Regions from separate parts of the Homo sapiens genome. Here region 1 is linked to region 2. The links are chromatin contacts, found by Hi-C or POLR2A ChIA-PET in ENCODE. All regions are on one chromosome and are shown on one strand. Each heading gives the region's core, a stretch centred on a gene start or an enhancer-like site at or near the end of the contact. The rest is flanking DNA. Distances are from core to core; before and after follow the strand shown. Region 1 has its middle 35 kb from the start of PARP14. Region 2 holds the start of EAF2 (ELL associated factor 2).

Region 1 (6,607 bases), core at 2,980-5,479, 810 kb after region 2:
GTCTCGAACTCCTGATCTCAGGTGATCTGCCCACCTTGGCCTCCCAAAGTGCTGGGATTACAGGCTTGAGCCACTGCCCCAGGCCTTGTTTTTTACTCTTGAGACAGGGTCTCACTTTGTCACCCATGCCAGAGTGCAGTGGTGCAATCATGGCTCACTGCAGCCTTGACTTCACAAGCTCAAGTGATCCTCCCATCTTAGCCTCAAGTGATCCTCCCATCTCAGCCTCCCAAGTAGCTGGGATCACAGGCACGTGCCACCACACTGGAATAATTTTTTTTTTTCAGTAGAGAAAATGTCTCCCTATGTTGCCCAGCGTGGTGTCAAACTCCTTGGCTCCAGTGATCCTTCTACTTGGCCTCTCAAAGTGCTGGGATTACAGACATGAGCCACCGCACCCAGCCAACAGAGCATTTTAATATATACAGTATCTCACTTCTCTCTGTAGCAGTCCTCTGAGGAAGGAGGCCCCTTTGATGGAGGACGCTGATCCTCAAAGGGATCAACTGACATGCCTCTCTCATTCAGCTAGTAAGTGGCAGTGCTGGGAGTGGGTGTCAAATCTCTGAGAAAGACCATAGTTGTTGATAGACTCCACACTGCATGAATGGAAACAGAAAACAGTATACTGACTTACAGAATGGTGAATCAACAAATAAAATGAAAAATGGCTGGGCACAGTGGCTCACGTCTGTAATGCCAACACTTTGGGAGGCTGAGGTGGGTGGATCATGAGGTCAGGAGTTTGAGACCAGCCTGGCCAACATGGTAAAACCCTGTATCTCCTAAAGGTACAAAAATTAGCCAGGAGTGGTGGTGCATGCCTATAATCCCAGCTACTCGGGAGTCTGAGGCAGGAGAATTGCTTGAACCTGGGAGTCAGAGGCTGCAGTGAGCTGAGATTGCGCCACTGCACTCCAGCCTGGGCAACAGAGCAAGATTCTGTCTCAAAAAAAAAAAAAAACAAAAAACAAAAAACAAACACACACACACACCAACACAGCAAAAAACTGAAAAACGAAAGAGCACTAAGTAGTCCTATCACAAGAAGTCAAGAAGGCTTAATTAACTCAGAAAACAGGGTATGCAAATTCAAAGTCCTAACCAAAGGGGTTTCTGAGTAAACACAACCAACAGGCAGCTTGAAAAACCACAAGTCAAGAATATGAAAGAGAAAATTTCCTGGAATTGAAAAAAGAATATAGCCTTGGGGGAAGAAGGATACTTCATTCAATTAAGGGGGATTGCATAATAATCACATGCATTAGAATAACTTTTATTTTGTTACCTTAGATTGTCCACCAACAGCCCCCAAGTTTTAAAATATACTTAAAAATAATTTTTTTCTTTGAGACAGAGTCTCGCTCTGTTGTCCAGGCTGGTGTGCAGTGGTATGATCTCAATCTCGGCTTACTGCAACCTCTGACTCTTGGGTTCAAGCAATTCTTCTGCTTCAGCCTCCTGAGTAGCTGGGATTATAGGCACTGGCTAATTTTTGTATTTTTAGTAGAGACGGGGACCAGGCTGGTCTCAAACTCCGACCTCAAGTGATCCACCTGCCTCGGCCTCCCAGAGTGCTGGGATTACAGGCATGAGCCACTGTGCCTGGCCTAAATTAAGTTTTGTTTGTTTCTTTGTTTGTTTGTTTTTTGAGACAGTCTCACTCTGTCGCCCAGGTTGGAGTGCAGTGGTGCGATCTCTGCTCACTGCAACCTTGCCTCCTGGGTTTAAGGGATTCTCCTTCCTCCTAGCTGGGATTACATGGGCCCACCACCATGCCCAGCGAATTTTTTTATTTTTAGTTTTAGTAGAAATGGGGCTTCACCATGTTGGCCAGGCTGGTCTTGAACTCCTGACCTCAAGTGATCCGCCTGCCTCGGCCTCCCAAGGTGCTGGGATTACAGGCGTGAGCCACCGCACCCTGCCAGTAAGCTTTTTAACTAAAGTTAAGTGATGCATGCTTTAGCTACAAACTAAATGGTTTCCTTGTGTGCCTACCTGCAAAGGAAAAGTACTCCAGTGTGAGTCAAGGGAGAATGCTTTTCTCAGGGATATCTCTCAATAATTGAGACAAGATACTCAGGGATGTGTTTCTGTTGGATTGACCCTTTTTACTCTCTTTTTCCAGTTCCTTTTTCTCCCTCTCTCATACAAGGGAAGTGGGGCAGTACGAAGGAACTGGAGATGGGAAAAGCATGGGGCTGGCTCTTCCCCAGAGAAGCCATCTCACTTTGAAAGGCTAATGGGGGCTGGCCGCGGTGGCTCACACCTGTAATCCCAGCACTTTGGGAGGCCGAGGTTGGTGGATCATTTGAGGGCAGGAGTTTGAGACCAGCCTGGCCAACATGGTGAAACCCTGCCTCTCAGCTACTTGGGAGGCTGAGGCAGGAGAATCGCTTGAACCTGGGAGGTGGAGGCTATAGAGCCAAGATCGGTGCCGCTGCACTCCAGTGTGGATGACAGAGCAAGACTGTGAAGGAAAGAAAGAAAGAAAGAGAGAGAGAGAGAAAGGAAGGAAGGAAGGGAGAAGAAAAGAAAAGAGAAAAGAAAAAAGAAAAGAAAAGAAAAGAGAAAAGAAGAAAGGCTAATGGGGCCAGGGTGAGATCCGAGGGAAAGGAGGCTTGGGGTGTGAGACTTGGCCATTTGGGCTCTTGGCTTCAGGGAAAAAAACCTTTCTTCTTTGGATTCATCTTTCCACCATGTTGACTCTTCCTACATCGTATGAAGACCTAGAGAATAAACTAGGCAGGCAAGCGGCCTATGATTCAGGAAGCCACACAACCAAGAAACAGAACTGAGGACAACCCATTTGCTGAGATTGTTCTTTGCTGCCAGACAACCCAGGGATTTGGGGGTCATCATTAACTTTCTATAGGTAATAAATATTAATCCAATGCACTAACAAAAGAGGTTGGTGTGCAAAGCAGATTGAGAGACAGTGCATTAATCTGCTAGGGCTGCCATAGAGAAACACCTCAGACTGCATGGCTTAAACAAGAGAAATCCATTTTTCTCATAGTTCTGAAGGCTGGAAGTGCAAGATCCAAATGTCACCAGGGTTTGGTTCTCCTGAGACTTCTCTCCTTGGCTTGCAGATGGCCCTTCTTACTGTGTCCTCACGTGACCTTTCCTCGGTGCTCACATCCCTGGTGTCTCTTTGTTTCCTTCTAAGGATACTTGTTCTATCGAATTAGGGACCCACCTTTATGCCCACATTTAACCTTAGGTACCTTTTCAAAGGTTCTATCTCCACATACAGTTACATTGAAGGTTAGGGTTTCAATATAAGAATTTGGGGGTAACGCAATTCAGTCCCTAACAGAGTAAAAATTCAAGAGGTTAAGTACAAAAAAAATTTAGAAATTAAAGAGAAGGAAAGAAAATTCATTTCAGAATATCAAGAGTTGGTACCATGTAGTCCTGGCCTAGCATCAGCAAACTTGGAGGGGTCAGTCCTAAACTTAGAACTAATATAATGTGCTAACTGGGTAAACTTGGGCAAGTCATTTACACTCAGCCTCAATTCCTCATATTTAAATTGAAATAATAGGCCAGGAGAGCTGGCTCATGCCTGTAATCCCAGCACTTTGGGAGGTCAAGGCAGGAGGATCACTTGAGGTCAAGAGTTCAAGACCAGCCTGGTCAACATGGTGAAAATCCATCTCTACTAAAAATACAAAAATTAGCCAGGTGTGGTGGCACATGACTGTAGTCCCAGCTACTCGGGAGGCTAAGGCAGGAGAATCACTTGAACCCAGGAGACGGAGGTTGCAGTGAGCCAAGATCATGCCACTGCATTCCAGTCGGGGCAACAGAGCAAGACTCCATCTCAAAATAAATAAATAAATAAATAAATAAATAAATAAATAAATAAATAAATAAATTGAAATAATAACTTCCAGGGTTAAAGATAATACCAAAATGATAATGAAAAAAACATATTACTATTTTAAACCAAAAATTTGGAAGGGAAGTCATGAATAGCACAAACCATAGAGACAACCATAAATACATTTGATTACATTAACATTTTAAAAATTGAGGTTCAAGGTTAAGATGTCTGATTGAATTAGATGTATCTAACTTTGCTTTCTCTAACCTAGGAAAACCACATTAATGTGATTTTAAAGGACACGTATGCCCTCCAGAACAGGGAGGTAGAAGAGGAAATGTAGCTACACCATATTAGAAGCTAGAGGCAGATGGATCTGTGATTATGACTGCAGACTTACAACAGCTCAACCCTAAGTTGGCAAGTGGAGGGAAAGCTGAGAAACCACCTGATTTACTTTTAAAAGTCTCAGGAACTGAGAATGAGAGTGTCTCTGGCGCTAACAGTAAAGCAGCAAAGCATGGCAGGTGCTAAAATAAGAAAGATAGGATGAGAGCCGTTTAAGAAACAGTACATCCCTAGATCTCTCTGCCCCTTCTTTCCCCAGAATAACTGCCTTTCTCCTACTCCAGGAGAAATCTCGAAGCTATTCCCTATAAAAAGTAAATTGAAGGGTCTTTGAGGATATCAGGCACAGACAAGGCATTTGGTACTGTACCAAAAATAGGCAAATCAGAAGCCAAAAGCACACTAAATGCTTAATCCTGAAATGACAGCCCTCCCCAAACTGCCTTCCACCATTTGGCTCCCAGAATAGCAGCAGCCAGAAGTTTACTCACCAAGCAAGAGACTGAAAATTTCTATACAAGTGGAAATTTTACCTAAAGAGACTGACGTTAGAGATTCATCAACACACAGGCCACCAAATCCTGTAGAGTGAAACTCAAAGTTGATAAGCCCCACTCACTAGCTCAGAATTCTCACTAGTTTTTTAAACTCTTGTGAAACAGACAACCAAGGTTTAACAAACATTGCAGGAAAATCTCTAACTCAGAATATAAAGCTTTTTAAAAAAAACTATAATAAGAAAGAAAATGCCATAAAAAGGGAACATTTAGGAAACAAGCAAGAGGTCTTAAACATAATAACAGAAATGGAAAAAAAAAGCATTGGAAGATAAAGTTGAGGAAATCTCAGAAAGTAGAGTAAAAAGGCAATGAAGTGGAGAATAGAAAACCAAATATAAAATTAGAGGACCAGGCCAAGTTGTCCAACATCAGAAAGAGAGATCAGAAAGCAGAGAGAAAAACAAAAATCAAAGAAATAATTCAAGAAAACATCCTCAAACTAAAGAACACAAGTTTTCAGATTAGAAGTTTGTACCTAGTGCTCAGCATAATGGAAAAAAAAAATGCAGACCAACCCCAAAGTATACCATGGGGAAATTTCAGAAACAGGAAGGAAAAACTTCTAGAGGGAAGAAAAGAGAACAGGTTATCTACAGAGGATCAATAATCAGAATGGTTTCAGATTTCTTAGCACCAACACGAAGCTTAAAGACAATGGAACAATGCTTTCAAAATTCCAGCAGAGGCCAGGCACCGTGGCTCACAGCTGTAATCTCAGCACTTTGGGAAGCTGAGGCAGGAACATCACTTGAGCCCAGCCCAGGAGTTTGAGACCAGCCTGGGCAACAGAGTGAGACCTTATGTCTACAAAAAATTTTTAAATTAGCCAGGTGTGGTGGTACATGCCTGTAGTCCCAGCTACTGGGAAGGCTGAGGAAGGAGGATTGGGGGTCGCTTGAGCCTGGGAGGTCAAGGCTGCATTGATGGTGCCACGGCACTCCAGCCTGGGCAACAGAGTAAGACCCTGTCTCAAAAATAAGAAAAATTCCAACAGGAAGATATTTCTAGCTATAGTGATGGCAAGAGCCTTTTGATCACTGTAGACTGCAACGCAAAAGAAAACACAAGTCTGTCCAAATAAGAGAAATCCTCCCATATTTAAATATGTGTTTGGATGTGCATAGAATATCTCTAGAAGGATATACTAGAAGCTAGTAACTGTGTTCCCTCTAGACAGAACTGGGTGCTATGGAATAAAGGTGTAAGGCAGACTTAATTGTTACTGTTTACCTTTTTGTTTCCTTTAAATTTTATACTATGTGCATATATCACCTATTTGAAAAATAAATAAAATAAAATACATTTTATTTTAAAAGCTATATTGAGATATCCCTCTTTTTAACCTATTAGACTTGCAAAGATCAGTTCTGTAACACACTGTGTCAGCGAAGGTGCAGGAAAGTGGGGGCTTTGTTGGTGGGAGGGTAAATTGGCTCAATTTCTATGGAGGGCAATTTGGCAATAACTATCAACATTACAAGTGCATATATCCTTGACCCAGCAATTCCATTGCTAGGAATTTGTCATACAGATAAAACTGAAGAACGATTATTTGTAAAAGGTTATTTATTGTAGCAGCATAGCATTTTTTTTGCATTGTTTTCCTTGCAAGAAAGGAAACTAGAAGGCTAGATGGAGTAGGAGGGAGGTTTTTGTTTGTTTGTTTTTGAGACAGAGTCTCACTCTGTTGCCCAGGCTGGAGTGCAGTGGCACAATCTCAGCTCACTGCAACCTCCTCCTCCCAGGTTCAAGTGATTCTTGTGCCTCAGCCTCCTGAGTAGCTGGGATTACAAGCACCTGCCACCACACCTGGCTAATTTTTGTATTTTTAGTAGAGACAGGATTTCACCATGTTGGCCAGACTGGT
Region 2 (6,415 bases), core at 1,910-4,409:
CCAATCTGTTAGATGAAAATTGGTATGATTGTGTTTTAATTTGTATTTCTTTGATTATTAGGGATGTCAGGCACATTTCGTGTTCACTGGCCATTATTTCTTTTATGTATTTTCTATTCATATCCCTTGACTATATTTCTATCGGTTTGTCTTATTCTTTTGCAGAAGCTTTTCATACATGGATAGGAATCTTTTCTCTTTTATATTGGCTGTAAAATTTTCTCCTTGTCATTTATTTTTTTAAATTTGACTATGGGGTCTTTACCATAATTTTACAATTTTTTTTTTTTTTTTTGAGAGAGAGTCTGACTCTGTTTACCCTGGCTGCAGTGCAGTGGTGCAATCTCAGCTCACTGCATCCTCCACCTCCTGGGTTCAAGTGATTTCATGCCTCAGCCTCCCAAGTAGCTGGGATTACAGGCGTGTGCCAACGTGCCCAGCTAATTTTTGTATTTTTAGTAGAGATGGGGTTTCACCATGTTGGCCAGGCTGGTCTTGAACTCATGACCTCAAGTGGTCTGCCCACTTCGGCCTCCCAAAGTGCTGGGATTACAGGCATGAGCCACAGCGCCCAGCCATTTTTACAATTTTTACATATGAAATATAACAATCTTTTCCTCTATGGCATCTGTCTTTTGTGTCCTGTTTAGAAAGGTCCTCTCTAACCCAAGAGATAAAAAACATTCTCCAAATCTTCATGTTTTTTTGGTTTTGTTTTCCTTACATATCTTCTAAAGTAAGGTATTTTTGTGAATGGTGTCATATAAGAATCTAATTTTTAATGTTAAAGTTATTGATGGATTAAAAAATGCACACAGTAGTCATAAATTCATAAGGTAACTAGTTATGAATAGACATAACAGAAACAATCTGAAACGTCACATTTTCATGCACTATGTATACATACACATACACAGGGTATCTTTTTGGACTCTACTTAGTTTCTAGTAATTTAATCTGTTTGTCTATTCTTGAGCTAGTACAACATAGTTCATTTTAATATATGTTTGGAGAAAATTCACCTCAGAAGGTAAGCTTCATGAGGGCAACCTACCTATCCCTTAGAGATGATTAAATGAGTTAATACATGAAAGCAATTGGAACAATTCCTGGCACATAGTAAGAGCTCTCCAAATGGTTATTATTAAAGCCCAGTTCTACCATCATACTACATTTTAAGACCATCTTTGCTGGCTGCCTTCTTATATCTTTGGTTCACAACTGTATTCCCAGTGGCTAGACTAGTACCTGGCACGTACTAGGATTTGCTAAATACAGGTTGAAAGTATGAGTAAATGCACAAACCTCAGGCATTCTGAGCCTCAATTTCTTGACTTTCTGTTTTTCTCTTGTTACAATAGAGAAAGCTCAGATTTATAGTTGGAAGCCTCTCTAACGTAAAATAGGCTCAAAACAGTTTGTGCCCTCCTGGCTACCGTAATAAAACATCACTAAATCATTATTGTCATCAACAAATATGTGCAGAGCAGTATGGTAGATGCAGGGGATGCAAAGATTCTACACAAGACATACTCTCTGCTATTGTTCTGGTTGGGAAAGAAAAGTATGTTTATGTACATGTGTACACACACACAGATACAAAAAAATATACTTAAGAATATCAGATATATGTTAAATGCTAAATAGATGACACAGATAAGAATACAGGCCATAAAGTCAGAGGACTGGGCTTCTCTGAACCATTTTTCTTGCTGTAAACAAAATAGCAATTCCTACCTCCTAGAATGATTCTATTTAGAAGAGAAGGCAGCCACCAAGATGGTCTTAAAATGTAGTATAAGTGTAGAGCTGGGCCTTAAATAACCATTTGGAGACCTCTTATCATGCTCCAGGAATTGTTCTAATTGCTTTCATGTATTAACTCATTTAATCATTCCAACAACTCTAAGGAACAGATACTATTATTTTTTTCCCAATTTGAACAATGAGCATACTTAAACTCTGGAGAATGTAATTAGCTGGCACAAAGTCACACTGTTAAGTATAAAGCAGGGGTTCAAACTAGAGCCACCATCTGCCTTAAAGCATTTAACTACGATATGAAACAGCTTCGGCACACCTTCAAAGGGTAGGATTTACACAGACAGGTTGAAGGAGACATAACCACCTACCCCAAAATCAATTGACAAATGTGCCTAAGGCAGAAGGTGAGGGAGTGCAGTTGGATTGCGTAATTACCCTGAAAAACCACCTGTTATGGAAACCATCTGTAAACTTTCTCGAGTGTTTCTCCTATAATTCAACACTTCTCCCATCTTTACATTAAATTCATGAAATTTGACACAAAAAGACAATTATTTATCTATTTTAAGGCTACTACCCTGTTGCCAGGCCACCGGGTCCGGCCCAGCCTTGATTCTTCGGGAATCACTTCTCCCTCGCCGCGCCTGTTACTGCCTCCACGGATCACTGTGAGGAAAATAAATGAAAAGGAAATTCAGTGCGATCCTGTTGCGGCTGATCCTAAATGTCTGCAGTTGCTATCTCCGAATCCTCTTTCTCCTCCCCACTACACATCCCCTTCTCCAGTCCTAGGACCACAAGAAACTTCCTCTGGTACAAAAAGGTCAGAAAACGATTACTGAGGTAACAGCGTCGCTTCAAGTCTAAGGACCGAGATTCTGGGGCCTCTGGGCTCCTTTACTCCAGATTCTAGACCCGGCTTTCGCGCTACCAGGCCTTGGATAAGACACTAGGCCCTGTGCCTGGACACTGCACCTCCCCAGGCCTCAGTTTCCACACCAGATCTCTACAGAGTGGGCGTGAGGGCAGGCCGATTCTCCCGTTAAGAGCTCTTACAAGCCGGCTGACTTCGTCCAGGAGCCTGGGGTCCTGGCCTCCTGGTAGGCGCCCTGGGGCCCTCTCCCTCCCCAGCCACCACCTCAGATAAGTTACCTCATCCTCGCTTCGCGTTCTTCCACTAAAGAACCTGGGGCTCCCACGCCGCACTACAGCGCCGCGGCCTTCCGGGGCAGCGTGCGTCGCGACGCGGGAAGGGGCCTGGAGGCGGGACTAGGAGCCTCGGAGTCAAGGGGCGGAGCGCCCTTTGCTAATAAGCCAATCAGAACGTGAGACGCTCCGGTGGGGCGGTGCGCGTCGAGCGCGGGGTGGAGTCTGGGTGACTTGGCTGGCGGGATCAAGTGCAGCTGCTTCAGGCTGAGGTGGCAGATAGTGAGCGCTGGTGGCGGAGTTAAAGTCAAAGCAGGAGAGTAATTATGAATAGCGCAGCGGGATTCTCACACCTAGACCGTCGCGAGCGGGTTCTCAAGTTAGGGGAGAGTTTCGAGAAGCAGCCGCGCTGCGCCTTCCACACTGTGCGCTGTGAGTGAGGACCATCCGGGGATAGAGGGGGAGCCTCCCGGGATGGGGGTGAAGAGGCACAAACCCCTCTGGGTTTTGTTCCCACAGTACCCCTTACACTGTTGGAGACTACGGGGCGGGGAGGGGGGAGGCAGCGCGATCCTCTAACCTGCTCGGAGTCTTAGGGGGTCGGTGGAAGGAATCGGAGTAGAGCAAATGTGGGTAAACCCTGGACAGAGAGCGTTGAGACCAGCAGACAGGAAGGGAAAGTGTGAAAAAAGTCTGTAGAGGTGACTGTGGAGACAGACGTGACAGGTGGATGATGCAGGGGTGGACAGGAAAATAATAAGGTGACAAATGGGAAGGGACTAAGGACCGAATGCCGGGGAACTTGAATGCCTTGAGGCTGGTGGGGCAATATTCTCTCTTTTCATCACTTTTTCTCACCTCTGGCAGATGAGGGTTCTTATTTGGTGTGTTCTTTGCAAAGGGAGAAATTCTCAACCATCCCAATGATCTGTATATCTCTTTGGACCCCAGATTTCACTCAGTTATCAAATACTGATTATCAAAGTATTCGAGGGTGTGTTATTAATTTCTTTATTTGGAAGATGCTTACCTCCCTATGATTTCTACCCTTTGGTTTTCTTTATGTCCTCTGGAACTAGTTTTAATAAATTATTCTCTTTTATGTTGTTGGAGTAGAAAAAGGAGCTCTTTTGCTTTAGCAGTTGGATGATATAGATTCCAGGAAGGAAAATATAGCATATAAGTTTTTATGTGTAAGACATTCGTTTTTTGCATAACAACTGTCATAGAATTGTAGAGCGGGAAGGAAACTTCAAGATCACTGAATTATAACTTCTCATTTTTCTGTGGTAAAACTGTAAGTATTTTTTCACTTCCTTTCCCCAGCCTTGCCCTTCCTTAATATCTCATCATTCCGCCTTTCTCAGTCATTCTGTTCTCGGGTTGTTTAGAGACCTTTATGGTTTTTACTCTGAAATGTTCCATGGTTCAATCAAAACAACTAATTAAAGCATACATTCTCCCAAAAGTTTATTTAAGTTGTAGACAATTTAGTTATAGTTACTCAAAGTAAAGGTATGAAGAACCACTGGTTTTAACCCTGCAAGAATATATTTACTAAAAGGGTTTTTTTAAAGCAAAATTAACATCCAATTGGTAGAATAAATGGGTGAGATATTTGTGAACAGAAACTCTTCAACAGTGTCCCTTGTTTATTCTTCTTTATCATATACTTTCTCATCCAGAGCTCCCCACGATGAGATGGTGCTGTGCTGGCTCTGCAGTTTCTCTCTCTTCAGTCCCATTTTCCGGAAGTGTGATATGCGTCTTTATCTGGTTTTTCCATGCCTTTTTCTCAAATAGTATCTACTCTCTCCTTTTCTCTTCCTTCTCAGGTATGCAATAGTCTTAATATTAATTTTTCAAGTTACAAGGGCTTAAGATTATAAAAATTTGCTTAAGAATATATTTCTATATGATTTGGGTATATATTCTCTTATGTAGGGCACAAATCCCAATTTAAATGAATAAAAAATTGCCTTTGAAAATAATCTTGCAGGTCCTTCACAGCCTTTCATTTATAAAGGTTCTGAAAATGCCAGTATCTTGAAAGTCAGAGGATCAGATGATCCAGCTACCAGAATGAAAATAAACAAAAATAAGCAAAACAACAATAATGACAATAATAAATAAACAAACATACATGTTTGAATACACACTTAGTCCTGTGGAAGACAGAACTATTAGAAAAGTTTTCAGTCCTTATTTTCTTTTATTGTTGTTGTTGAAGCAGGTGTGGTAATGGCACAGAATCATTTTAGATTTATTTAAATAAAACTGTTTATTATTCTTGAGGACAGGTTCATTTCCAATGTAATCCTCACTCTTAAGAACTCAGAGTGAGGTTTGAAAATTGTAGAATAGTATGAAGCTGATGTTCATGCAGATAAGGGGGACCTAATTTATAACCAACCCTCAAGCCAATGTCATTGGAGAGAAAGTAATATTCTGCCTTTATTTACAGGAGCAATTCTGCCTGTCTGATATAAGACTTCAGGCAAACCCGGATGTGAATCCTGGTCTCCACCACCTATATATATAATGTGACTTTGGGAACATTCTCTAAGCTCTCAACCTCAGTTTTCTTATGGCTAAAAGATAATAGTAATATTTACATTTCATGGTTTGTGTAAGGATTAAATAAGATAGCATAAACAACCTGGAACAATATTTGCCACAGGGTAGAGAATAAATAGTAGTCACCATTAATGTTGAAGAGTTATATTCATATGTGTACGAGGGGTGCTAATGAATGTAATTTAGTCAGACTTTGAAACAGCATTTATCAGAGTTTAGCAATAAAAACTATCAAAAAGATAGTCTGGCATGTGGTAGGAAGGGCATGGGATGTTCTATCAACGATAAGCTGAATGCTTAGCAACAGGTGCTTTACCGGGTAGAAGAGTTTCAATAACAGGACCTACTAGAATCAATTTTGAATTGGGAGTAGTACTAGTTTTACTATTTATATCCAGATAAGGCAATGAATTGTGAAATCCTAAGTTTGTAAATGACACCACTTTTTTGTGTCCTTAAATGATGAGCTAATGAGCAGTGTGGGTTTTGGAGTTGGTTGAATTCATTCAAATCCCGGAAAATAAACTGATGATAATAATTGTGGATTCTTATGAAAATATTGGCATTATGTGATGTTACAGTTAAAATAATCAGAAAAGCGATAAACATTGGCAGAAAAGGTATTAAATACAAAGTAGAAAATGGTTTTCTACTCTTCATGCAATATAATAAGTAATTCCATTGTAAACCTGAAAAAATTGCATAGATGAAAGAAATCCAGAGAGAATAAATAAATGGTAAAGTTGGTGGTAGGGTTTCCAAACCAAGGAGAACTGAGAAATGAACTATTTAGTCTGGAATCATAGCAACTTGGAAGAGAATATGTTTGACATTTAGAAGCATACAGAAAGTATGAATATGAGATTAATCAGCAAATTCTTTAATTCTGGAACTCAACCACTTGAAACTCGGAAGTTATATACTTTTA

What was found. Hi-C counts contacts between places; a loop is a spot of excess contacts on that map. ChIA-PET counts read pairs that join two places held with the same protein, here RNA polymerase II (POLR2A). Pooled maps may share reads with other maps.
Region 1: a loop to region 2 is called in a pooled map, with 3 times the contacts of the local background. The contact joins the enhancer-like site here to the promoter of EAF2 in region 2. A Hi-C loop is called at or near these places in 1 of 50 pooled maps. POLR2A ChIA-PET finds 5 or more read pairs at or near these places in 2 of 52 experiments (Panc1 and naive thymus-derived CD4-positive, alpha-beta T cell).

The regions. Positions count from the first base shown.
Region 1 is chr3:122,642,047-122,648,653 of GRCh38, forward strand. No RefSeq gene overlaps it. Among named protein-coding and RNA genes, the nearest start is that of PARP14, 35 kb to the right of the region's middle. Within about 2 kb of position 4,230, at least 2 of the 41 ENCODE cell types and tissues checked have a DNase peak (open chromatin) inside an H3K27ac peak, as active enhancers do.
Region 2 is chr3:121,832,050-121,838,464 of GRCh38, forward strand. It overlaps EAF2 (ELL associated factor 2), which reads left to right and starts at 3,160. Exons shown (of 6, transcript NM_018456.6): 1 at 3,160-3,342. The coding sequence starts at 3,237. It overlaps IQCB1 (IQ motif containing B1), which reads right to left and starts at 3,011. Exons shown (of 15, transcript NM_001023570.4): 1 at 2,917-3,011; 2 at 2,342-2,430.